3 separate regions of the Homo sapiens genome follow, and regions 1 and 2 are each linked to region 3. A link is a loop called in an ENCODE intact Hi-C map of the cell type or tissue named here. Cell type or tissue: dorsolateral prefrontal cortex. All regions are shown on one strand.

Region 1 (8,000 bases), 410 kb after region 3:
TTCTCTGCAAGGAAATGCCCTACTTCCATACATTCAAGATCTGAATAATAGATATAGAAGCTACAGAGTATTTTCATTTCCAGAGAGATAAGACATATAAAATTCTGACTCACAGCTCTTCTTTTGGAAGGATTCATCAATGATATATATCTGACATTTTGTACTCATTCTTTTTTTTAAATTATACTTTAAGTTCTGGGATACATGTGCAGGGGTGGGATCTGCTGAGCTAGATCACTTGGCTCCCTGGCTTCAGCCCCCTTTCCAGGGGAGTGAACGGTTCTGTCCCACTGGTGTTCCAGGCACCACTTGGATATGAAAAAAAAAAAAAAAAAACTCCTGCAGCTAGCTCGGTGTCTGCCCAAATGGCCGCCCAGTTTTGTGCTTGAAACCCAGGGCCCTGGTGGCATAGGACCGAGGGAATCTCCTGGTCTGCGGGTTGTGAAGACCATGAGAAAAGCAAAGTATCTGGGCCAGAATGCACTGTTCCTCATGGCACAGTCCCTCACAGCTTCCCTTGGCTAGGGAAGGGAGTTCCCTAACCCCTTGCACTTCCCAGGTAAGGCGACACCCCACCCTGCTTAGGCTCATCCTCTATGGGCTGCACTCACAGTCTAACCAGTCCCAGTGAGATGAACTGGGTACCTCAGTTGGAAACGCAGAAATCACCTGCCTTCTGTGTTGATCTCACTGGGAACTGCAGACTGGAGCTGTTCCTATTCGACCATCTTGCCAGCCCTCTGTACTCATTCTTTACTTTGAGTCATCTCCTTTATAATTGAATTTGTCCTCAGCAAATATCTACTGAGTACCTACTATGAATCAGGCACAGTAATCCCCCCAAAATGGCCTTGCTCCACAGACTTTACAGTCTCTCAGGGGGACAATGACTGTTGTAATTGCCTAATTATAGCTTATCAAGGAAAATGCTACAGTGAGGGTGGGTGACAGCTTGGAGTGGTGCCATAGGAGGCATAAGAGGGTACCTTACCAGTCTTGAGAGCCAGAGACTCAGAGAAGCCTGAAAGCCTTATCTGTTATTGACTGTGACATACACCGCCTGACCTAGTTATTTGTGATTTCACACAAGCCTTCAAACTTGATCTAACCCTTGTTGTCTACTGGCCATTGTTTTTGCCATTATGTGTTCCTCAAATATCTCTTTTTACCTTTGTCGTATGGCAAAATCTTCACATACTTCCAGGATCTCATCCCTTCCTACTCCAATCAAAAGCTACTTGCCTTTCTTCTGTGTTAATACCACTTACCTGTTCCACACAAGGACAATTATTATATGTTGCTTTACAAGGTTTTGCCTGTGTACATCTTATCTCTCCCAGTTCTTGAAATCTTCATATTCCTTGAAAAATACAGCATATAAGAGTGCCTTTTACGTAAAGAAGCTGGTTTAGTACAATTAGGTGCTGAATTTTTAAAAACATCCTTCTTTCATTTATTTGAGAAAATTTATTGGACAACTGCTATAGGAGTTTGGAATACTTTAGTGAGTAAAACAAAGATGCCTTGTGAAAATTGCATTTTTGAAGGGTAAGTGAGTGGAAAGCTAGACAAAAAATACGCAAATAAACAAAAACAGAAGAGAAGGACCATTTCTAGTGTTTCTAACTGGTAGGAACCTGGTTTTTCTTAGACATACTCAGAAATAGGAAACTTTTCTACTAATTTTTTGTTCAAAGTTCGCCCCTCAGTCATTGGAAATGAAACCAATTCAAAACTACGTAAATATACTATTAAACATAAAAGCAATTTCAAAGTCCAAATTATGACCAAATATTCCCTAGTGCTATTTTCAAATGTCTGGATTAACAAATCACATAAGAAGTGATCGTTTTCTTTCTTGCTTTTTCTCTAGCATTAGGCTCCTCAACATTCACCTGAAGTACTGAGTAAAGAGATTCGTCAATAATTCACAGCTCACAAATTCAAAGCACTAAAAACCAAGCCATGTTATGGTATATTGTAAATGATGAGGTTTAGAAGCTCTTGCCTATTCAGAGTTCAATCAATTTTGCTTTAAAGATTGATTTAATAACTAAGTCATGTGAATGAAGTAGAGTTGATAACAAAATCTAGTTTTTCGTGGATATACCCTTAAGCTGTATCTATAACTTGTGAAATGTCGATTTGCTTATTTCAGGACTGTCTTTTGTTATTTTATACATTTTTTACAAATTTTTTTTAATTTTTTCCTATGGGAAAACAGAACCAAAAGGTTAAATATGTGGACCTTGGAGGATCCTATGTTGGACCAACCCAGAATCGTATCTTGAGATTAGCCAAGGAGCTAGGATTGGAGACCTACAAAGTGAATGAGGTTGAGCGTCTGATCCACCATGTAAAGGTAAGATCAGGCCAGACTTTGAAGGATTTGAAAACTTCTCTATGATGTTTCCTTACACAAATTCCAGATCATTCTCTCAGAGAATCTTCTATATCTCTGGATGATGCAAATGTATTTTATAATGGTATTTCAGCCACTCTGAGATTCATTCACTGTTATCAAAGGTGAATTAGGTGGGAATTCTACCTATTTAGGAAGGTTATTGATGAAGTGGTATCTTCCATGTGGTAAAATGTTTAACAAAACCCATAAAGAAAAAACATTTGTGCTTTATTTATTAAATATCTATTTAAATACCGGGAAGTCTTTTATGTTATATAAAAACCTGTGCAAAGTTTTTAAAATGCTGCCCTAGACTGCACATTGTAAAGAGTATTTGCAATATGCCTAATGGAATATTCTTACATTTTATCATTGTGGCCTATATATCAGCTAAAGTTATTCTTCTTTGGAGATTGACATCAAAGTGGTTCAAGTCCCAGATCCCGTCTTTTGCAAGGAAGCTTCATTGTTCTCCCCAAGATTTCTGTGAATTTACTGAGTTTCTCATTCCTGTGATCATTTGTGGCTCATAGTTCTGGCTTCCATGATACCTATGTTCATTCACATCTCACGGCCTGTGACTCTTTTCTTCTCTTTGCTTATGCCAACCTGGGTTCACACTCACCTCTTTGTCCTGATTTTTCTCAGACCGCCACAAGCATATGTGAAAAGCAAACGTCACTGAAGTTTGCTTGGGTTTGGTGGGCGGGGGAAGGCTCTTAAATTTGCAGAAATACAAACAGATTAGAACTGAATGTTGGACATTCATTCTAATAACCTCTTAGATCAAAGCATCCCCTGAGGATTTCTCACTGGTCACATTTCTCTGCAGATTCCAGTCTCCCACCATGCTGCTGGTCCTCAGACTCTCTTCACATCTCCCTGCTCCTCTGTTTTTCCAGCATCCTCATCTTGGTCCACAAAGTCACTCATGTTCTCTGACAATCAGACAGTCACCTAATCTGGGCCCCATCCAGGAGTCCCATGGAAGAACTGGCGGAGGTTTTCAATTTCAGTCTTTCCTCTCTCATCTTCACTTGCTCCTGTGGGTGGAAGTAAGCAGCACAGGAACTTATTCCTCACTGGTAGAAAACATCCCCTTAGAAGACAGAAGAAACTAGCAACGGTCAATTTTGATTTATATAACAATTTTGACATCCTCATATTATTTGTGAGTGATAATATCGAAACAAATAACTGACCATAAATCATGAAACATTTAATAAAATGGGAACTAAGCAGTTACTTAATTTGGTATAATGTGGGTAAAAGTTTTCCTTAATTTATAAATAAATGTTTTGGTTGACCTTCAAATTTTATTTTATATTGGCCGGGCACAGTGGCTCACGCCTGTAATCCCTGCACTTTGGGAGGCTGAGGCGGGCGGATCACCTGAGGTCAGGAGTTCCAGACCAGCCTGGCCATCATGGCGAAACCCCGTCTCTACTAAAAATACCAAATTTTATTTTATAAGCCTTTCCACCTTCCTTCCCTATGTGTCTAGGAGAAAAAGAGACACATGAATTAGAAATGAAAATCTACCATGGTGATAATGTGATTTGTTGAACATCAATCAACAGTTCTTAACACCCTTTGTTGGGTTCTTTGTTTTTTTAAATGTAGATTTTCTTGACCGATTTCTTATGTCTTATTCTACCTGTAAGGCTTGCAGAGATTGACTTTTCAGAACACTAGGATCTTTAAATTTCTCCAGACAAAGGAAATGACCAGAGATTATATTCACTTGCCTGTCTTTGTGTGTGCAGAGATTATTGTCAGCTCAGAGCTATGTCCAGGATGCTTTGTTTTTTCCTGACATTAAGTCCCTTGTCTGAGAGAAATTGCTGAGTCATCAATTACAGGAATGATGTTACACTTAAATGATATTTCACAGTGATGGCCAAATGTGCTGCTTTTTCACTATTTCCATTACTCTATGTGCAGTTAGGAAAATACAAGTAGTTAAGCAGTAGTCCTTACTTAATACAGGGTAAATACATATGCCAATAATGCTCTTTATATTTAAAATAAGTCTTACTGCTTTTTAATTATGACAAAAGTAAAGCATGTTTATTGTAAAAATATGATTAGAAAATATAGATAAACTAGAACAATTAACAAACCCTTTATAATACTATCTTGAGAAGATCACTCTAAAATACTCTCTTGGTTCGTAGATTTTCGTATTCCTGTATTGCTATTTTCTGACCTCTGCTGGAGGAAATGGGAAATAACAGTGCATTTTAAGAAATTGTATGCACATGCATATGTGTATATGTTTTACGTAGTAACTTACTCTCAAATTAATTATCACTAATGAGACAAATTGAAAAAATACTGATGCTGTAAAAAAAAGGTTTCTGCAGTCTTGACAAAGGTGCCAATTTGGCCTCCTCGTGATCAGTCACATGCAGTGAAGAGCTACATGATAATACATAATGACGAAGACCTTATAGCTAAGAAGTCCTTCTCAAACTAAGTACTTGTTCTCTACCATCTCCACTTCCATGTCTTTGTATACGTCATTTTTCTCATTTTTGACCTGTAAAAAGCATCTTGGATGGCTACATTCATTTCCGGAATTATTAACAAGAACTTCGACATTCTTTCTCCTACCACATACTAGAGAATGTAGTTGAGAAATTTGCCTCCTGTGTCATGGAAAGCAGTACTTTGGGAATTTGAACACTGCCCTCTATTACCTATTTTAATAACTACTGTCCCCAAGGGCAAACTACAGTTCATGTAAATAGATAGTATATTTGGGCCTTGTTTCTTTTTTATCAGGGAACATGCATGTATTTCTTAATCTGAATCTTGAGAGTATCAAGTATGCTACTTGCCATATTGTCAGATCCTGCTATCAAAGAATCTGCTTTTAAAATTTTTTATGTGGCTGATAATGGGAAATAGAGTTTTATGTGCAACCTTAGTAACATTAAGCTAAGGAACTTGGATATACTGGTTGATATTGAAATGAATGAAGTGGAGCTACCCAGAAAAGGGGAAGGGCACAGTAGCTCATGGTGGACTAACTACCCACATGAAAGAGTGTGTTTCCTCAAGAGAGGATGACTCCCAATATCACCAGTTCTGTGGTAGTTGTCATAGAAATGTTCTTCTGATAGAGGAAGTGTGTTCATGCCAGCTCCATAATAGGCATCTTTAAACACCTAGTGTGCTGTGATGAACAGGCCTCTGTCTTGATCTGATCTGTCAGACATGTTTGTATCTACTGAGTGGCGTTCATTTTTAATGCTCTGTAGATCTGTTATATGTTGTTAAAGTAGGGTTTTCCAAAGACAACTTCATAAATAAAAGATGTGATACCAAACTATATTGGGATTTAATTATCAGTGAGAAAGGGATCGCTTCAGCTCAAATCTATATAATTTAGAAGGTGTTTTCCTTACTTCTGGAGTCAGTGATGCAGCTGTTAGTACTTTACAATTATTGTTAAACATCTACTGAGATTTTTGATCCGTTTTACAAATAGGCATGCTAATTTCCACTGGTATAGTTTAGAAGGCAGCTGTTTAGATGTCTTGGAAGTAACTTGAAAAAATTGTTTTCTTTTAAGGAATATTTCATAATTAAAAAGAAAAAGATAAAAACAAAAACTTCTTAAGGAATCCTGCTATATTTTGACTTATGTTTCTTTCTCTTTCATTGTGTGTTTACATGTGCATGCGTGTATGGTTGTCTTTGTTCTTTTGGGCTCTTTGAAGAAGTTGGAGAAAATTCTAAGGTTTGGTACAATGTAGGCAAATAAAATTTTTCTGTTTCAGAAGCTTTCATCAGTCTGAAATTTGAAAGTAAAGTCTGGTAAAACACCCATGAAACTGCTCTAGGTCTGAAGGTTGAACTGTTAAGAGTTTTGCCACTATAAAGATGTAGTGTGACTTAAAATTAAGAGTCCAACTTCATACTGATGTTCATTTCCAAACTTCAGCTATCTGGAGAAGCTGAGCAAAAGGACTTTTTGGTCTTAACCTACTTCCCAGTGGGCAGAAACAAAGCTTATTGTCAAAGTCCTTTTTGCATTGCATATGGTCAACCTTCAATGCTAAAGATGCATGCGAATGAGGATTCATCTCTCAAATATATTGTCTGCTTGTTGCTGCCATAGCTGCTATTGCTCAAACAGCCTCACAGAGGAGGAGGCATTTGGCACAACCCCTCAGTCTTGCTGACAACTCTGAAATCCAGTTGAAAATATGATACACAAAATGCACACAAAGGCAGAGAGGGGAAACCATAGCTATCTATCTGCGATGCCATTTCAGTTAATCTCTCTGTCTAAATGGCCTCTCAGTACTAAGAAACAGCAACAGGATTAGAGTAGAAATATTGAGACATAAAAAATGCAAATGATAATTGCATTTAGCAAATGGAAATCGTCCTGTTGTGTAAGGTCTTGGCATCTCCTGGAAATCAACAGGCCAGAAGTATCCAGTCTTCTCTAGGTCCTCAATATTCCCTTCTTCACACCCCTGTCCCCGATCCTATTAATCCAGGGGAGGCTGGATCAAAGTCCAGAATACACTTGCTTCTCTCATAAAGACAGAAGTCTCCAGGAACAGGTTAGACCAACTCTTGTTTTTATTCAGGAACAGTTGCCCATTTTACATGAACTTCACACTTACCATGTTGAGTTTACTGGCTCTGTGAGTTTGCCCTTTCTGAAGTGGGCTTAATGAACCTTTTCTACCACTTCCACCCACACTGCATTTCATTTCTTATTTGTTTGAAACAAATATGTCTTATTATGGAAGATTTTTTCAAGGAAAAATGTGGAGAATAGTAATTTTCTCTCTAGTAAGTGAAACACATTTGTCTAGTGATCATTCTAAAGCTTATGCTGTTATTCTGGAAACCAAAGTGCTCATTTGTGTTCTTTAGAGAATACAGGCAGATCTTTGGCATGTAATAATTTGCTGAAAATTATGCCTTTGATGGCTGAATTTGGAACAACATTTAGGATATGAGATGAATTCATTTTCCGCCTCCAAGGTTTCCATTTGGAACTTAAAATATGGTACAATCAGTAAACATATTTTCTATGCATACACACACATATCTGGATAAACTTAACAGTGACTATGGTTGTGGGTAACAGTTAGTTTTAAATTTTGCTGGGAGTGGAGGGTAGACAATGTATGGAATTAAGTTATGATAGTGAAATTCACTAAGGGAAACAGCGATATAGATTAAATCTTGTGCAAAATTTTACAGCTTCTATACTATGTGATCATGTGTTATGGCCAAGTAGTCCAAAGGAGCTGCAAAGACAGGGGGCCCAGCTCACCAAAAGATGGTGACTAATAAGGGAACCATGTAACAGATTAAAGAGAGCTTTGGCAACTTGCAGTACCAAGAGATTGACAGAAAGTGCAAGATGGCCTGAAATGTGTTAGCCTGCCTTACCATGTCCTCTGCAGAGCAGCAGCCTGCAGAAAGGCTTAGGCGTGGATTCCCAGGCTGCGTATCACATGTCCTGGGCATTTCTCTTGGCCTCTGCAACCACCAAGAAGTAATAACAATGGTAACATTACTCTTATATGGACATCTAGAAACTACCAAGTGTTTTCAATCT
Region 2 (8,000 bases), 61 kb after region 3:
GGAGTGTACCAGGATGTTTACTTGGTTATATTTCGGTGGCAGGGGTGTGTATGGTTTTTCTTTTCTTTTTTTTCCTTGCTTTTGCATATTATCCAAAATCTCTATAATTGGAAATGTATTACTTTTATAATGGAGTAAAGCCCATATATATATATATATACCATTTTGTTTTCCTTTGAGACATGGTCTTGTTCTGTCACCCAGGCTGGCATACAGCAGAACGATCATAGCTCACTACAACTTTGACCTCCTTGGCTCAAATGATCCTCCTACCTCAGCCTCCCGAGTAGCTGGGATTACAGGCATGTGCTACCATGCCTGGTTAATTTTTTAACGTTTTGGTAGAGATGGAGTCTCATTAGGTTTCCCAGGTTGGCCTTGAACTCTTGGCTTCAAGTCACCCTCCCACCTTGGCCTCCCAAGTTGCTAGAATTACAGGCAAGAAACTCTGTGCCTGGACCAAATTTTATATTTTAAAGTGTGTGTTCAAAAAGATTTAAGAATCTGATTATATTACTGATAATTATTTGATATGAGTAAGTCTTGAATTACTAAATTGATTACAAGCACCAATATGGCACAGACTGTGTTTTGTATTCAACCGTTGTGTGATCAATAAGTACCTGTGGGTTTATTTGGAGGCACCCTTCATCATGTAAGGCCCCCTGATTGTCACAGAGCTCACCATGGTCTTGTAGGCCTCTAAACCATCGGGAACCAAGTGAGAGACAGTTAAAAACAAAAAGCCAAACAGGTGGGATTTGCTTGGAGACAAATAATCCCTGAACATAAAGTGGGTGTTAATGCAAAGGCAGTGGTAGAAAACGAAGAACTCTGCTTGTAAATGAAATGAATATTCACTCCTTCTGCTTACCTTGCAAGTTAAGCACCAGTATTGAGACTTCATTTGCTGTTACCAGTTACCAAAAATGTTGACACAATTTAAAAAACAAAACTAAAAAACCCACTGTTGCTTTAGCTTGTTTAAATGCATATTGTACCAAATCATGGAAGAATTATAGATGAACATTTTAAAGGATTTCTAAAATTATACTTCTATGAAGAATAGACTGTTAATGGTATACAGCAATTACTCTTAACTGCATGAAAATATCTCATTTTGTTTGGCTACACTTAAACAGGCCTGAAGTCTAGTGCACCAAGACATACTGAATTTCAAACTAAATAAATTAAAATTACCATGTACATTCCACTACATGTCAAAACAGGAAAAACCATAGTATTATAGTTGATATGAAATGAAGATTACATACAACAGTAATACAGAGAAAACATGAAGCTGCTTATATTTATTTGGAATAAGACAACAGGGTCAATGATTTTCACTGCAGATGTACTTCTTTTTGAGAAAATATATCCAAAAATCAATTTACAAGGCAGATGAATTTGGCTGTTATTATTTATAGTATGTAAATATTATTTAGTTTCAAAAGGATTTCTTTAAACCAGGCACAGTGGCTCACACCTGTAACCCCAGCACTTTGGGAGGCCAAAGTGAGAGGATCACTTGAGCCTAGGAGACCAACCTGGGCAACATAGCAAGACCCCATCTCTACAAGAAAGTTTAAAAATTAGCCAAGCGTGGTAGTGCACACCTGTGGAGCTAGCTACTTGGGAGGCTAAGGTGGGAGGATCGCTTGAGCTCAGGAGTTCGTGGTTGCAGTGAGCCATGATCACACCACTGCACTCCAGCCTGGGTGCAGAGTGAGACCCTGCCTCTTAAAAAAAAAAAGACTTATTATTTATTTCAGGGTTCAGTGTCCTTGCTTGTCATTAAGAACTTGACAGAAATTAGAGGAATTTAAAGCTATGATGTTAGATGCCACTGCCAATTTAAAATGACCAAGATAAAGATAGCATATCTTTATATGTAATAGAGAGTGAAAGAGGGCATCTAATTCAATTTCTAAAAATTAAGTATTTATGGAGCATTTCAGATCTATTCATTGTATAAAAGAAGGCACACCTGGAGTTTATTTCTTTAGCACTTTAGACTTACTCCTGAATATGACTGTTTAAAACAAGCATGCCATTTTCATTTTATATCCTGCAGATAGATTCTAAGGTTTCAGAGTCATCAAAAGCATTTCACATTTCTCCAAGGTAAACTTACTTAAGAGAAGTAGTGCTTTCAGTTTAATACAACTTGAAATTATCTCCATTGTGAGATGGTGAAAATAGTAAAAATTGCTATTATTTATTGAGCATTCATAGTTCAAGGTACTATGCTGAATGCTTTTTATATCTTGCTAACTTAATCCTCATTTTTCATTTATTCATCAGACTACTTGTTATAGAGAGCTTACTATGTGCCAGGGGCTACTTAAGGTGTCACAGATTCAACAATGAACAAAATAGACAAAAACCACTACTCTCTGTGGATCTTACACTCCAGTGGGGGTGGGAGGGAGATAAAGACTATCTTCAAAATAAGTAATTATATACCGTTAGAGTGTGATGAATGACACTGAGGAAAAGAAAGCAGGAAAAGGGTTAAGAAGTGCCAGAGTTGTAGAGGAAGGGGTCACACTTTTTTTTTTTTTTTTTTTTTGAGATGGAATTTTGCTCTTATTGCCCAGGCTGGAGTGCAATGGCGCAATCTCAGCTCACTGCAACCTCTGCCTTCCAGGTTCAAGCGATTCTTCTGCCTCAGTCTCCCAAGTAGCTGGGACTACAGGCGTGCGCCACCATGCCCGACTAATTTTTGTATTTTTAGTAGAGACGGGGTTTTGCCATGTTGGCCAGGCTGATCTCGAACCCCTGACCTCAGGTGATCTGCCGGCCTCAGCCTCCCAAAGTGCTGGGATTACAAGTGTGAGCCACCACGCCCGGCCAGAGGTCACACTTTTAAGAAGGTTGGCCAGAGAAGGCCTCACAGAGAAGCTGACATCTAACAAGATAAGATGCCCTACAGGAGGTGAAGGAACAGCCTATGTGACTGTCTTGGGGAAGAACATTCCATTCTAGGTAGAGAGAACAGCAAGTACAAAGGCTCTGAAGTTGAAATGTGCCTGGCTTGTTTTAGGCAGGTGTAGAGGGAAAGATGGGAAGGGTTGTAGAGGATGAATTCCTAGCGACAGCAGAGGAGGGGCCAGATCATGTCAGGCCTTGTAAGCCATCATGAGGCTTTTGAGTTCTACTTTGAGAGAGATGGCAAGCCCTCACAGGGTTTTGAACAGGCAAAGAACATGATCTGACTTCTGTTTTAACATATCATCCTGGCTTCTATAGGAAAATAAAATTCTATTTCACAAGTGGTCTTGTCCCATTTCACAGATAAGGAACTCAGATTCAGAGAAGTTGAGTAGTTTACCACAGTTCCCATTTACTGGTGAATTAGTGGGACTAGAATTTTAATACAAGTCAATGTAATTTGAAAGCTCACACTTTTTCCAGACTGCCTCCCAATTGAAAACAAGCTTGTGACCTCAGCTGGAGTAGTTTTCTGATAGTCTACAGTGACCCCTTTTTTCTCCTTTTCTGTGGAATTCCTTGGTCTCTCTTGTGAGGCCACCATGTTGCATAACTCCGGAAGAAACCACTTATACCACAAGTCTATAACTGTGCCCTCTGGAGGTGGGCAGTATGAAGCCAAAGTGAAGTGGCCATCTATGGTGGCCTTGTTCTCCAGTGAAGTTGAAGAGCTTTGTACATGGCATTAAACTCTAGTTAGGCCTGTAGCAAAACCTGTTTGGTCAGACATTTGTGTCGGACTCTCTGTGATGTATTTTGCCATCTCTCCTTCCTCTGACACATATTCTACCAGCTATCTCTACCACCCTCTACTGTCTGGCAATACTCTAGCTGCAGATTCAACAATGAACAAAACCACAGTATGACATGCTGGAATATAAGTGGCAATACGGCAAGGGTTTCTGTTTTGTATGGGCAGCTTAGGCCCACAAGTGTAAGAGAAAGCCTGAGGGAGGGTAGGATATGAGCAGGTGTGCACAGCTTCTGATTACAGGAAGCAAAACACATTTTATTTGATGAATATCAAATTGAAAGTAATGAGAAAGGGTGCTACCTAATTGTCGCCAAAACTGCTGCTTGGCTTAATTTAGGCTCAACTAGATTTTGTTGTATGCCTTAGGGTCTGAAGGCTTAGGCTCTTGAGCCCTTGTTTATGCTAAAACTAATTTTTTTTTAGTTTATTTGAAAGACATTGCTTAGACTTTAATGATTCAACAAGTAAGAAAATACCCTGAGATTCAGAGCTTTAAAAGGAAATTTTGATTCACCATTTTACTGGATGACTTTAATGGAATTATGTCTTATAAAGCTGTTTAGCGTTTCATGTTTCAGAATTCTGCGTAGAATTCTCAATACCCTAGAGCATCTTGGCATTTTTTTGAGTCTTATGACTTTAGTTACTAAAGTCAAGAGAAAATCATGGCAGCATCCTTTATAAGATTAACTAAATAATACTGTGATATTATAGTATTATACTGTATAAAATATTAGTGCCAGGAATGTAGTGCAATGTTGGCTAAAGGCAAAGGTAACTTGCTATCTAAATCTTCAAGATTAGTAATAATAATCACAGGACACAAGATCAATACAATCACAACTGCCTTTTAAAATACATTTTTATTTCCCTGAAATGATTGGTCAAGAAGTACTGAGATCAGATTTTGCTATCAGATCTTATTTCAAGTTCAGTATGACATTTTAGGTGAGGAAGGGCTATGCTTGATGGAAGTTGTACCTATGTTTTTGTGGCTGCTGCTAAGCAAAAATAGAGTGTGCAGAAAGCAGTTTGGCAGTGCCACAATAGGTTAAACAGACTTACCTGTGACTGAGGAGTTTCACTCCTTGGTATATATACCCCAAAGAATTGAAAACAGGTGTTTACACAAAACTTGTACACAGATTTTCATAGCAGCACTATTCACAACAGCCAAAGGTGGAAGTAACCCACATGTCCATGTATGTATGAGTGGATAAACAAAGTATGGCACATTCATATAATGAACAATAGTATGATAGTACAATGAATAAGAATTCAGCCGTGAAAAACGATGAAGTCCTGATACATGCTACTACATGGATGAACCTTGAAAATGTGCTGAGAGAACCCAATCACAAAAGAATACATATTACATAATTCCATTTATATAAAATATCCAGAAGCTGGCAAATCTGTAGAGATAGCAGATTCTGGGTAGGGAGGAGGGTTAGGAAGGAGGGAGGAAAGAGGCGTGGTTGCTCAATGGGTATGAGCTTTCTTTGGGGTGATGGAAATGTTTCAGAACTAGATAGAGGTGGTGGTTATACAACATTGTGAATATACTAAATGTCACAAATGGCAAATTTTATGCTATGTGTATTTTACCACAATGAAAAATGGAATGTGTGACTTTTGATTTTTAATTCTTTGTGAATCCTACTAAAGTTTAACAGGGCGGGGGTGAGTCCTGAAAAACACACTTGTGGCAAATGCGGGGCAGAGTGGTGACAGCCATCTGAGGTCTGCAAGGTGAGGCTTGTACATCCTGATTGAGATCCCTCGTGCAGGAACCTGCCTCATGTGGGCACAGCAGCCACACAGGCAGCCGCTCCAGGAGCCCCTGATGCCCTGCAGGGCTGTTGGCAGTTTCAAATATAGCACAGCTTCTTTGAAACTTTCATGTAAAGTCATGTAAAACCGGAATACTGAGCTGTTTAAAACCCAAGCATACAGAAACCCAGCAGATATAAATTTTAACTGCAGTGAAGCCAGGATAATTTCAGTTTATCCAATGAAAAGGAAAATAAACTTTTATGTTCTGGTGGTGCTATAATAAGTTTAGTGAAAGGTGTATGGAAAGTTTCTAGTTATTGCTCCACATGTTCTTTTTCCTTGTCCTTGGGAGCATGCCACTTTCTCTTCTTCACGCCATATTCTACTCTCAAAAGGAAATGCTTTCGAATGTTTTTTTTTTTCATTTAGACAATGAAAATAATATTTGATTATTACAAAAATTCAGAAAAAATGGAAATACTTTTTTTTAAAAGACATCTCAACCATTCAGGATAATACTATTGATGTTTTGGCATGCATCCTTCTGGTCTTATTTCTATGACCATATGTGCACCTGTATCTTGATTTTTCACTGGGATCATACTACATTTATCAACATAGCATGGACATCTATCCTACCAATAAATATCAATCAATACCATACTTTTCTTTTTTTAGAGATGGGGTCTTTGTCTGTCACTCATGCTGGAGTGCAGTGGTATGATCATAGCTCACTGCAGCCTCAAACTCCTAAACTTCAAGTGATCTTCCTGCCTCAGCTTCCCAAGTAGCTGGGATTATAGGTGCATGCCACCATGCCCAGCTATTTTTTTTTTTTTTTGGTAGAGATGGGTTCTCACTATGTTGCCCTGACTGGAGTACAGTGGCATGGTCATAGCTCACTGCAGCCTCAAACTGCTGGGCTGAAGCAATCCTACCTCAGCCTCCCAGACATCATAACTTCTTTTTTTTAACTTTTAGATTTATTCTTCTATAATCTTCTTTTTTATTTTTATTTATTTATTTATTTATTTGAGACAGAGTCTCACTCTGTCACCCAGGCTGGAGTGCAGTGGCATGATCTCAGCTACCGCAACCTCTGCCTGTTGGGTTCAAGTGATTCCTGTGCCTCAGCCTCCTGAGTACCTGGGATTACAGGTGTGTGCCACCATGCCCAGCTAATTTTTGTATTTTTAGTAGAGATAGGGTTTCACCATGTGCCAGGCTGATCTCAACTCCTGACCTCAGGCGATCTGCCCATCTTGGCCTCCCTAAGTGCCGGGATTACGAGCGTGAGCCACCACGCCTGGCCCCAAACATAATGCTTTTAATGGTGATGTAGTGTTCCATTTTACACACATGGCATGACTGTTTCTTGATCAGCGTTGTAGAGGAGCCAGGGGCTTTCCTTGGAGTGGCTCTTTTGTGGTTACTTAGCCCTCTGTCAGAGATGGTTGGTGACTCAGGTTTTCTGAAATTATTTTCTCTTACTTTTTAAATAATGATTAGTGATAGCCCTCAAAGCAGAGATGATGGACAATAAAGGCAATAAAGGTCCATAAAAAATCAGCTTAAACCCCACTGCCTTTAGGCACATTTCCTGACTGAGCCCCACTCCATCAGTTCTCTCCGCCTTCTGTGTCCCAACAGAAGAGGGATAGAGTAGTAGGCAAGAGCATGAGCTTTAGAGCCAGACTACACGGGTTCACATTCTGGCTTTTGTGACATTAGGCAGGTTATTTAACATTTCTGTGCCTCAGTTCACATCTGTACAGTGGGGATAATAGTAGCACCACCTCCTAGGCTAGATGCCAGAAGTCCCTGCTAGCACAGGACCTGGCACACAGTACTCAACAAATGGCAGAGGTTATTGCTATTACTCAGTTTATTTAAGTGGCCCTACCAGTTTGTGGCTTTGAAAGATCATCTATATGCTTGGACAGTGCAAATAGATAACAGATTCTGAAAAGTTCAAATGCCAGAGAGCCTTTTACAGTGTTTTCCATATAGCGAGCCTCCTGCCAATATTACTAATTGATTGTCTGACCTGACTTGCTGAAATTCTGGGATCATCTTGGTTGGATTTTGCATTCATTTCCCATTAAAAATACAAAAGCAAAACCAAATTTAAACAAAACAAAACAACCCAGGAAACTTGAGAAGTAGATGTAGATTAAATGAATTTCCTTTAGATAGGTCAACATCAATGCTGTGGGCTTTCCTAGACTCTATGGAAATTCTTGACTAGGAGAATCTAGAATTATTAGATGATAATGTCCAGAAATACCTAAAAGAACTGAAAGCATTTATTCTGAAAGACCTCTTTCTAGCAGAAGGCCAAATAAAATTTTCTATTCCCTTGTTTATTCAGGATTCTTGGGAACTGAATTATTTCCAGTAAATAAATTTTCTAGACAGTGGAAGCTTATTCCTGTAACCACCATAACATTTTGCATTTTAATCATTTTGATATAAT
Region 3 (8,000 bases):
AGCCAGGTTTTAAGCTTCTCTCTTCTCAGATATTAACTCCATTCCAGTAAGGTTAGTTCAGTTCAGAATGAAAATGAGTGATTGATTAAGCACCTACTATATGTAGGTCACTGTAGTAGACTTAGGAGATAGAGTTGTGTAAGAGGTTTCTAGGCTGGAAGGGGAACTGAGACCTGCAGCGAGTGACACCGTGTTATGAGTGTCTTGGAAGCTGGCGGAGGATGTGACGTGAAACCTAAAGCATAAACCCTCATTTGTTAAACTCCCCTCTACCTGAGGCTCCAGGTACCTGCTGCTGCTAGGAATTGATGGGACTTGCTGACCTCCCAGTTTGGTACTGGAGTTGGGATAGTGGGTACTTAGTCCTGTACTTCTTTCTGAACCTTGGAGTATTCATATGAACACACTTCCCCGAGGGGCAAGATGGAAGCCAAGTGCAACCGCAGCTTCTTGAAAGACAAGGTGCTTTGTCACTAGAATGAGATGAAGCCATGTTATGTGTCTTGTTGTCCGCATTGTGTAGTATTCCTGGCCTTCTGGGAATCTTTATATTGTGAGAGAAGGCACATCAAGTACACAAGGGGGTTAGAGTGAAAAAGGCTTACAGTTTTACTCTTAGGTTCATTAGGGGAATTTGTTGCACTGCATCTGCATGCCAGATTAGTCAAAATGTATGGGCCCTACTGGGGCCAAATTGGTGGCCTCTTTTTATTTTCTAAAATTAGTCCCCTTCAGTGGACACAGTTGGGCATATTTGCCTTGGGGACTGTGGACAAGAAGCAGCCAGGAATGTGCAGGTGGCAGCTGCTATAGAGAAGCTGCTGGTGGCCCCTAGACTGTGGGAAAAGAATTTGGCCTTTAATAAATGTAGATGCCTGTTTGGAATCCGTCTTTAGTGTAGAATGAAAATTTAAATGTATATATCAAGATGAGTCACCAAAAACCGTAACTTACACCTGATGATTACCTTAATATAAAGGATGTGGTGTTCCAAAGCATTATATGATTCCTTAAACATAAAGTCTAACTTTTGGTTGATGTTTGTCTGTCAGCTTGGTGAGAATATGAAAGTTGCATTTGGGAAAATGAATGTCCTACTGGTGGGACTTAGTATGTTGTTAGGGTCTTAACGGCTTCTCTAGAAAATTTTTTGAGGCAGTGTGAATTCCCTGGTGTGCTCCAAATCGAGCCATCCTGGGTAAATGTATCAGCTTCAAATGTCCTATGGTCCATTTCAGTCGAGTCCTTGTGCTAATTTCTTTCTGTTCACTTCTTTTGTTCACTCCGTGGACTAATTGTATTATGTAAAAAAAAAGTAGTCTGTGCCTCTAAAGCTAATATAACATGAGCATTATGCATTTAAACAGAAAATTATGCAAATGCAAAATTATGATGCATTTCATAGTCACACTGACTTTTTATATTTCTCATAACATATGTTAAAATATCCCATTTAACAGACACTATTATTACACAACATTTCTTGTGTTACAACAGTGTACTTAATGTAAGTAAAGACTAGAAATTATATCTATGATGAGGTGGAGGGGAGAATGAATCAGTGTTCTCTGATAATCTTTGCATTTGCTTTTCCTGATTTTTTGGTAAGGTTAAATTAATATCCTTAATGTTGCTTAGATACAGTTATTTCTGCCATTTTAATTTTATTTATAGTTCATCTGGTCTCAGCAATTTTTTAAATTGACCAAATTACATGCGTTATGTTTTGGTATCCTTAAAACCCAAACCAGGACAAAGTCCCATCAATCATTGTGGTTCTGTCAATAATTGTGGTCACATTTCCTCCTTTGTCAATAATTGTGTTCAGTAGAAAACCTGGGTATCTCCACTGTGCAGCACGCAGGAAGGATCTGACAAGCAGCAGCAACACAGCTAGGGGCGTCTCTAGCAGGAAGTCACGGGAGATTTCTAACGCAGTACGCCGCCTTGGTGCTTTAGTACCTTCTCCTGTGTAATGACACCCCAACATATTTTGGGGGAGAAAAAATGGCAGACAAAGAGAAGGAGTTGGCCACAGTCCCAAGAAAGGTACATGGATAACCTTTCTATTTATGTAGAAGTGGAGGGCTTGCTAAAATTCCAAGAGACATTTGAGCTCCTGTGTAAAACTCAATCTCTTAAGATGATTCCTTCATACATTTAAGGATTCTAAGGAGAAGGTGATTCCATAGATTTCTTCTCTTTAATAGTGCAGTGGGACCCCCTCCATCAGACAGTTTGGCCATCCTGCTGGCCCTGGCTTGCCTGCCAGGCTGTAGCATGTCACTCCCTCATTATTTTATGTGAATGAACACGGTCCGGCAGATGGAGGTCTGTTGATCTTTCCTATAGCATGAAGGTTGAAAAAGGCTCTAGGGGTTCCAGCAGGTGTTTCTTTCACTAAAAGGACAGGGATCAAATGTAAACTGTTCTTACGTAGGAATTTCTGCTTTAGGTTATTATTTGTCTATCAGTGGACTTTCTTATTTTTTCTTAGTGGCTGGGACAATGAAACTAGTAACAAGATTGTTCATTCTTGTTGCTGTTGAACACTTATTGGGCTATGCTTAGATTCAACAAAAATCTTAAAGCACCTTTAATTTTGTGGAGTCATTTCTGGCCATCTCTGAATTTTTAGGAACAGCAGGACATTTAAGATGAGTGTTTAATGATTATTTGAGTGAATTGGACACTTAAAATTGCACCAATAGGATAGAATTGGCTTCTGGTCTCATCACATGGCCCTGATGGACCTAACAATTTTGTTTCTTTTGCTTCCCCTATGAAATGAAGATGGTTGAGATGGGAGGATTCTTAAAGATTTTATAGCTCTAACATAATGTGATTCACGAATTTAGGTTTCATTGAAATCATTTGACATGGGTATTGAATACAAGCACAAGTGGATTTACCTTGAAGCTAATGAAGCGTAATCTTTAGAGGTCTTCCTTTCCAGGGGTCCCAATCCAAGGCCCTGGCCTAACTTTGTCTTAGTAATTTGACATTCTTTGCCTAGAAGAGCTTTGCCCAAATTATTTAAGCTTCCAGCCTCCCAAAACCTGTATTCATCTCTAGGCTACTAGAACATAAGCAGTGAACGTTGAGGTAACTGAAGGCTTTTCCCAGTAGTCTTTCCCACTGAGATGGTGAATAGAAAATCACCACGAAGAAGCATTAAGACTCCTTTGTAATATGTATCATCTGTCTGCCAATTTGTTGGAATCTAGTCAACCATGGATGGGCATTCAATATATATATGTTTTGACAAGTCACTTGGAATTAGAGGAATCAGATAATTAAAAGACATATCTGTCTCAGGATCTAGCAGAATGCCAACTTGAGACATTGGGGAAGATGCTTTGTACAAAAATGTATACTTTTTCATTTATTCAATGAATATTTTTGAACACCTAAAACACGCAGGATGCTGGGATGATGGAAAACCAAAGTGAGGAAACTTGTCATTCAGCTGTGAGTCCAGAGCTTTGTGAACGTATGCAAATTACCCAGATAAATGGGATTTAAAGTTGGATCTTGAGCCAGAGTTTCCAAAAAGATGTATGTGGTGGTATAAAAGTCAGGCATGATGGAGTGGAAAAGTTCTCAGCTTTTATACACTAGATGGCACTGTGGGTGCAGAGGAAAGCTCTAAATTGGTTCTTTTGTTACTTAAATCTGTTGCAAAAATTATATGGTTGAGAAAACAACAGTGTGGTATAAGCCCTGTAATTCTAGGGGGAAGTGTAGAATGCAGTCCTAATTACTTTGAGATTCAATATGTGTCCTCTTTTGGTTAGACTGCTTAGATTGGTATGTAGAGTTGTATGTATATGTCTCCTGTTGAAAGAAACTCCTCAGGCCCAGATTTTTAAATAATCACATACAGCTCTCCTGCCATGGCTATGATGTTCTTCCTGAAATGAAAGACCAAACAGTGGTGTGTTAGATGTAATGGTTAGCAATGATAGAGTCTACTGCAATTCTGCCCAATTCCAAGATTTGAACTCTCCTCTTTATTTCCAAGACTTTTCTTTAAAATCACCATAAAAATAGCAATAGTTGAAGCTCACAAGTCACTTCTGTACTGGCACACTGGCTCCCCCCTTTCACTGAGTCACCTTTATAAACATGTCTGCTGTAAGCAGTCTCTGTTAGGATGTAACAATACTCTTTTGGGGATTGTTTTTGGGGAAATTTCACACAAAGGCTGCTAGGAAGTCTAAGGACATATGAAAGCTGAAAATGTTTTCAACAAGAGTTAGAAGTGGCCTCAAGCCCTTAGCCTTTTGATCATCAGTTAAAAAACAAAACAAAACAAAACAAAACAAAAACCAAACAACCACCTTAATATTAAGAGTTAGGTTATCTTGGATGAAAAATTGATCTCCATTTTCTCTTCCGGAGGTGTGCACTAAAATTTGTACTCTTCCTCTATGGGAACTTTGACAGTGGAAAAGGAAATATTTGCTTATGTAGAACTCCTTTCATACAGGATTGAAAACACCTATGTCATACTGAAGCTTGGGGAAGAAGTAGAAAATAGATTCTGTGGGAGTTTGTTTTGTTTTGTTTTAGGAAAGATGTGGCATCTTTTTTTGCCATTTATGTTGGGGACAAACACAGTGACTTGGATAGACCAGGTCAATATGTTCCTTGCTCTGGAGAGCACGGTTGCTTCTGAGATTGTACAGCCTCGCAAATGAGTACCTGAAAGCTCCTAGGCTATTACAAATATGTTACCAGCTCTCTCTCCACCTCTCTTTCCTCACAGATGATAAGTATATAAATAAAATCAACAGTATTTACCGCGTAGCACTCCCTTGGAGAGAGTAGGCAGTTGGCTATTTTAAAAGTTTTTTCTTTTTCTGTTTTGTTTGTTCGCTTCATTGCATTTGAGTGCAATTGTAGTCTTTTCTTGGGCTTAACAAAAGCTACCTGGGGCCGTGGCTGGTGAGAGGAAAGTTCTGTTTTGGTGTTTGTTTTTGAACTACATAGGGAAGTACTATGACCTGGAGTTACTTTGGAGGCAATGGAGGGTACTCAAATACAGGGTGCAGTAGGAGGAGATGGTGGATGGGGAAGGATAAAGGTGAATAGTCAGGAGTAAGTCCTGTTTGGAAAAGAATTTTATTAGTGAGTGTTGACTGAGATAGGAGAGGGCTAAATTACAGGTTAAAATGTGGAACGAGTGGCCTAAAGTTTCAAGTTTGAATTTTCATATTATTGGAAAAATCAGAGGAGAACAAAAAATATTCAGAAATGGGAATGTGATGACAAAATATAAACGTTTACTTATTTGACATAGATTCTTTTTTTTTTTTTTAACTTTTGAACCAATGGTGATTATTAAGTGAGTTCCATGGTTTTTGTAAACATGATTGAAAAGTACTCTCACAGGATTTTGCTGTTTTGTTTGAAAGAGTTTAAAATAGTCTACAAAGATCTCCATGTTCATCTTGAAAACATAACAAACCTTTCAAAACAGCCATAATCAGGGCAAAAAAAATATTGATGTTTTGTTTGCCTTTGTTTTGTTCTAGAGAACTTTACCTCAGTTTCATGCAAGCCTCCTTCTCCTCCTCCAAAAATAGAAAGGAAATTTCCACCTTACAACGGTTTTGGTTCTGAAGAGGATTCTCTCCGTAACTGCATAGACCTCAAGCCCACACCTCATCGGAGGAACTTCAAGAAGTTTATGGAAAAAGACAGGTGCTTGAGGGAACCATGATTTTAGTCTGATCTTTCCCAAATGTGTTTGGGGTTTATAACATAGTTCTCATGACGAAACAGATGTCACGCAGCTCATCTAATTGCAAGTCCAGGGAGACATTATTATAGGCTTTTAATGAGGTTGATTAACATGCACGTATTAACAGGTTCTTACCTGAGTGCTTATTTTAATAAGTATCATCTGGAGGCCCCTAAAGTAATATTATCTCTAGTCTATGTTGCCTTTCCATATCTATCTATATATCTGTCTCCCGAAAATAGGAAAGATGTAGAGTAGGAGTTAACAAGCTCTTTCTTAAAGGGTCAGATAGGAAATATTTTTGGCCTTGTGGGCCATACGGTGTCTGTCACAACCACTCAGATCTGCCTTTGTAGCGTGAAAGCACCACAGACAGAATGTAAATGATTGTGTGACTGTGTTCCAATAAGACTTTTTTTATGGACACTGACATTCAAGTTTCATGTAATTTTTACATATCACAAAATATTACTCTTATTTTGATCTTGCCAACCGTTTCAAAATGTAAAAACCATTCTTATCTCAAAAGTCATATAAAAACAGGTGGCCTGGTAGATTTGGCTCACTGACTGTGGTTTGCCAACCCCTGCTATAGAGATTTCAAGGATTTATACGTGTTTTTAAAAGTGTTATTTGGTGATTAATGTTGTTTTCACTTGAGAGGTTGGTTGAGTTCAGTAACCATAGGTTTCTCACTTGGCTGAATATAATTTTAAATGATGGACTTTCAGAAGTATTCCTAATAGACATGGAGAAAAACCTGCCTGTAAATCATGCATATAGAATGTAGACACTGCCCTCGGCTACTTTTTGCTTCTGCAGGGAGAGCAGGCCCTGGAGAAAGAAGTCAGGGGAAAAGTGGTGGGGAAACATTGTAGGTGCTTGAATAGGATGTGGGCTAAGGGTTACAGTCCTGTGTGAGGGAAATAATGGATAAGGAGATTCTGGGGAGAAGCAGTGATAAAGGGAATGTGGTAAGTCTAGGAGAAGGAGAAGAAAAAGACATCCTGAATTTCATAAAATTGATTGGGGTCAGGTGCTGTTGTAGCACATTTGAAGGAGAGAGAACAGTAGTTATGTTGTATCTATAAAAGTGGTAAAAATTGATTAAGAATTATATAGAATGTCTTAAAGTCTGCCTTTGCTATGACATGATGTCCTTTGTCTTTCTAGAAATAATCTTTTACTTTTAAGGATTTTAGGGTTCTATTTTTAAGTTTTAGATTTGATGCTTCTCAGGAGTGGTCCCTGTACTTTTTAGAAATGCTAATTATTGTGTCTCCCCCACCCCCAGACTGACTGAGATAGAAGCTCTGGGGAAGGGGCCCAACATTCTGAATTTTCTCAAGTCTTCCAGTGGATTCTGAGACACACCAGTGTTTGAGAACCACTGATTTTTATCACATAAGAGGGTTGCCAGCTTATACTCTGTCCTCCCTTATCGAGAACAGTGTTTAGGTGAGGTTCCAGGGTAGGACTTTTGATGGCTAACTGCTGTTTTTAAGGACAGCCACCCGAAGGAGGCGGGCAGGAAGAATGTCCCTATTGTAAAAGGAGAGGGAATTTTTCTTATAAGTAAACAAGATGAAATATTATCCAGGGTGTTGTTTCTGGAACCCAGGGGAAAACCGTTCTTTGTGAGTAGTTGACTTAGTCCCTCTTTCTGTCTACACTGGGTAAACTTGCCCACAGAACACTGACTGTAGATGGTATTCCATGTTCTTTTCATGTTGTCCTGGCTGGAGAATGGTAGTATAGGCACAAATGTCTCTCATTTTGTTCTTTCTGTCCACTGCTCAATCTGTGCCAGGAATACACTTTCCTCAAGCTCTTCTCACACAGGGACCATGTTTCCATAGTAACTAGCACATTCGGCTGGAGACTTATAGATGAGTTTGAATAACCCAAGGTTTTAAAACTGTAAGAACCTAAGGAAGATGATTTCACAAAGCATACAAAGAATAGTTTTTTAAAATACAAATAAACTGTGAATTGAGACATGGAATTGTACATGACACATTGATTATATATATATTGCTATTAAAAATGTACTTGGTGCTATTATTATGAGGTTAATGCTGATCTATGAGTCATTGGAGGGAATAGTTTCAGATTAAAGCATATGAGCTTTTGATGGATATAAAGATCTTCTTTATTATCTGGGTAGATATCACTGCGGTAGCCTGCTGGGCAGATTGTCTAGTCTGAGGAGGGAGAACCAGGATAATATCTTTCTTGCTGCACCAGGCTG

The links. Peaks named below come from ENCODE experiments on the same cell type or tissue, not always from the same donor. Only the 100,000 strongest peaks of a DNase experiment are listed, where the experiment ranks them.
Region 1: it touches region 3 in a loop (9-fold over the local background); 26 of 110 quality-filtered maps call a loop at or near these places.
Region 2: it touches region 3 in a loop (4-fold over the local background); 4 of 110 quality-filtered maps call a loop at or near these places.

The regions. Positions count from the first base shown.
Region 1 is chrX:43,833,230-43,841,229 of GRCh38, reverse strand. MAOB (monoamine oxidase B) reads left to right here. Exons shown (of 15, transcript NM_000898.5): 3 at 2,225-2,362. Among named protein-coding and RNA genes, the nearest start is that of MAOB, 45 kb to the left of the region's middle. In dorsolateral prefrontal cortex, CTCF peaks have their summits at 4,409 and 4,619 (motif pointing left); no DNase peak of the experiment used is centred here; H3K27me3 peaks cover 5,675 bases.
Region 2 is chrX:44,179,296-44,187,295 of GRCh38, reverse strand. All of the region lies in intron 11 of EFHC2 (EF-hand domain containing 2), which reads left to right. Among named protein-coding and RNA genes, the nearest start is that of EFHC2, 160 kb to the left of the region's middle. In dorsolateral prefrontal cortex, a CTCF peak has its summit at 3,787 (motif pointing left); no DNase peak of the experiment used is centred here; H3K4me3 peaks cover 363 bases; H3K27me3 peaks cover 4,259 bases.
Region 3 is chrX:44,239,830-44,247,829 of GRCh38, reverse strand. It overlaps EFHC2 (EF-hand domain containing 2), which reads left to right. Exons shown (of 15, transcript NM_025184.4): 8 at 5,541-5,709. Among named protein-coding and RNA genes, the nearest start is that of EFHC2, 100 kb to the left of the region's middle. In dorsolateral prefrontal cortex, a CTCF peak has its summit at 3,631 (motif pointing right); no DNase peak of the experiment used is centred here; H3K27ac peaks cover 858 bases; H3K27me3 peaks cover 7,601 bases.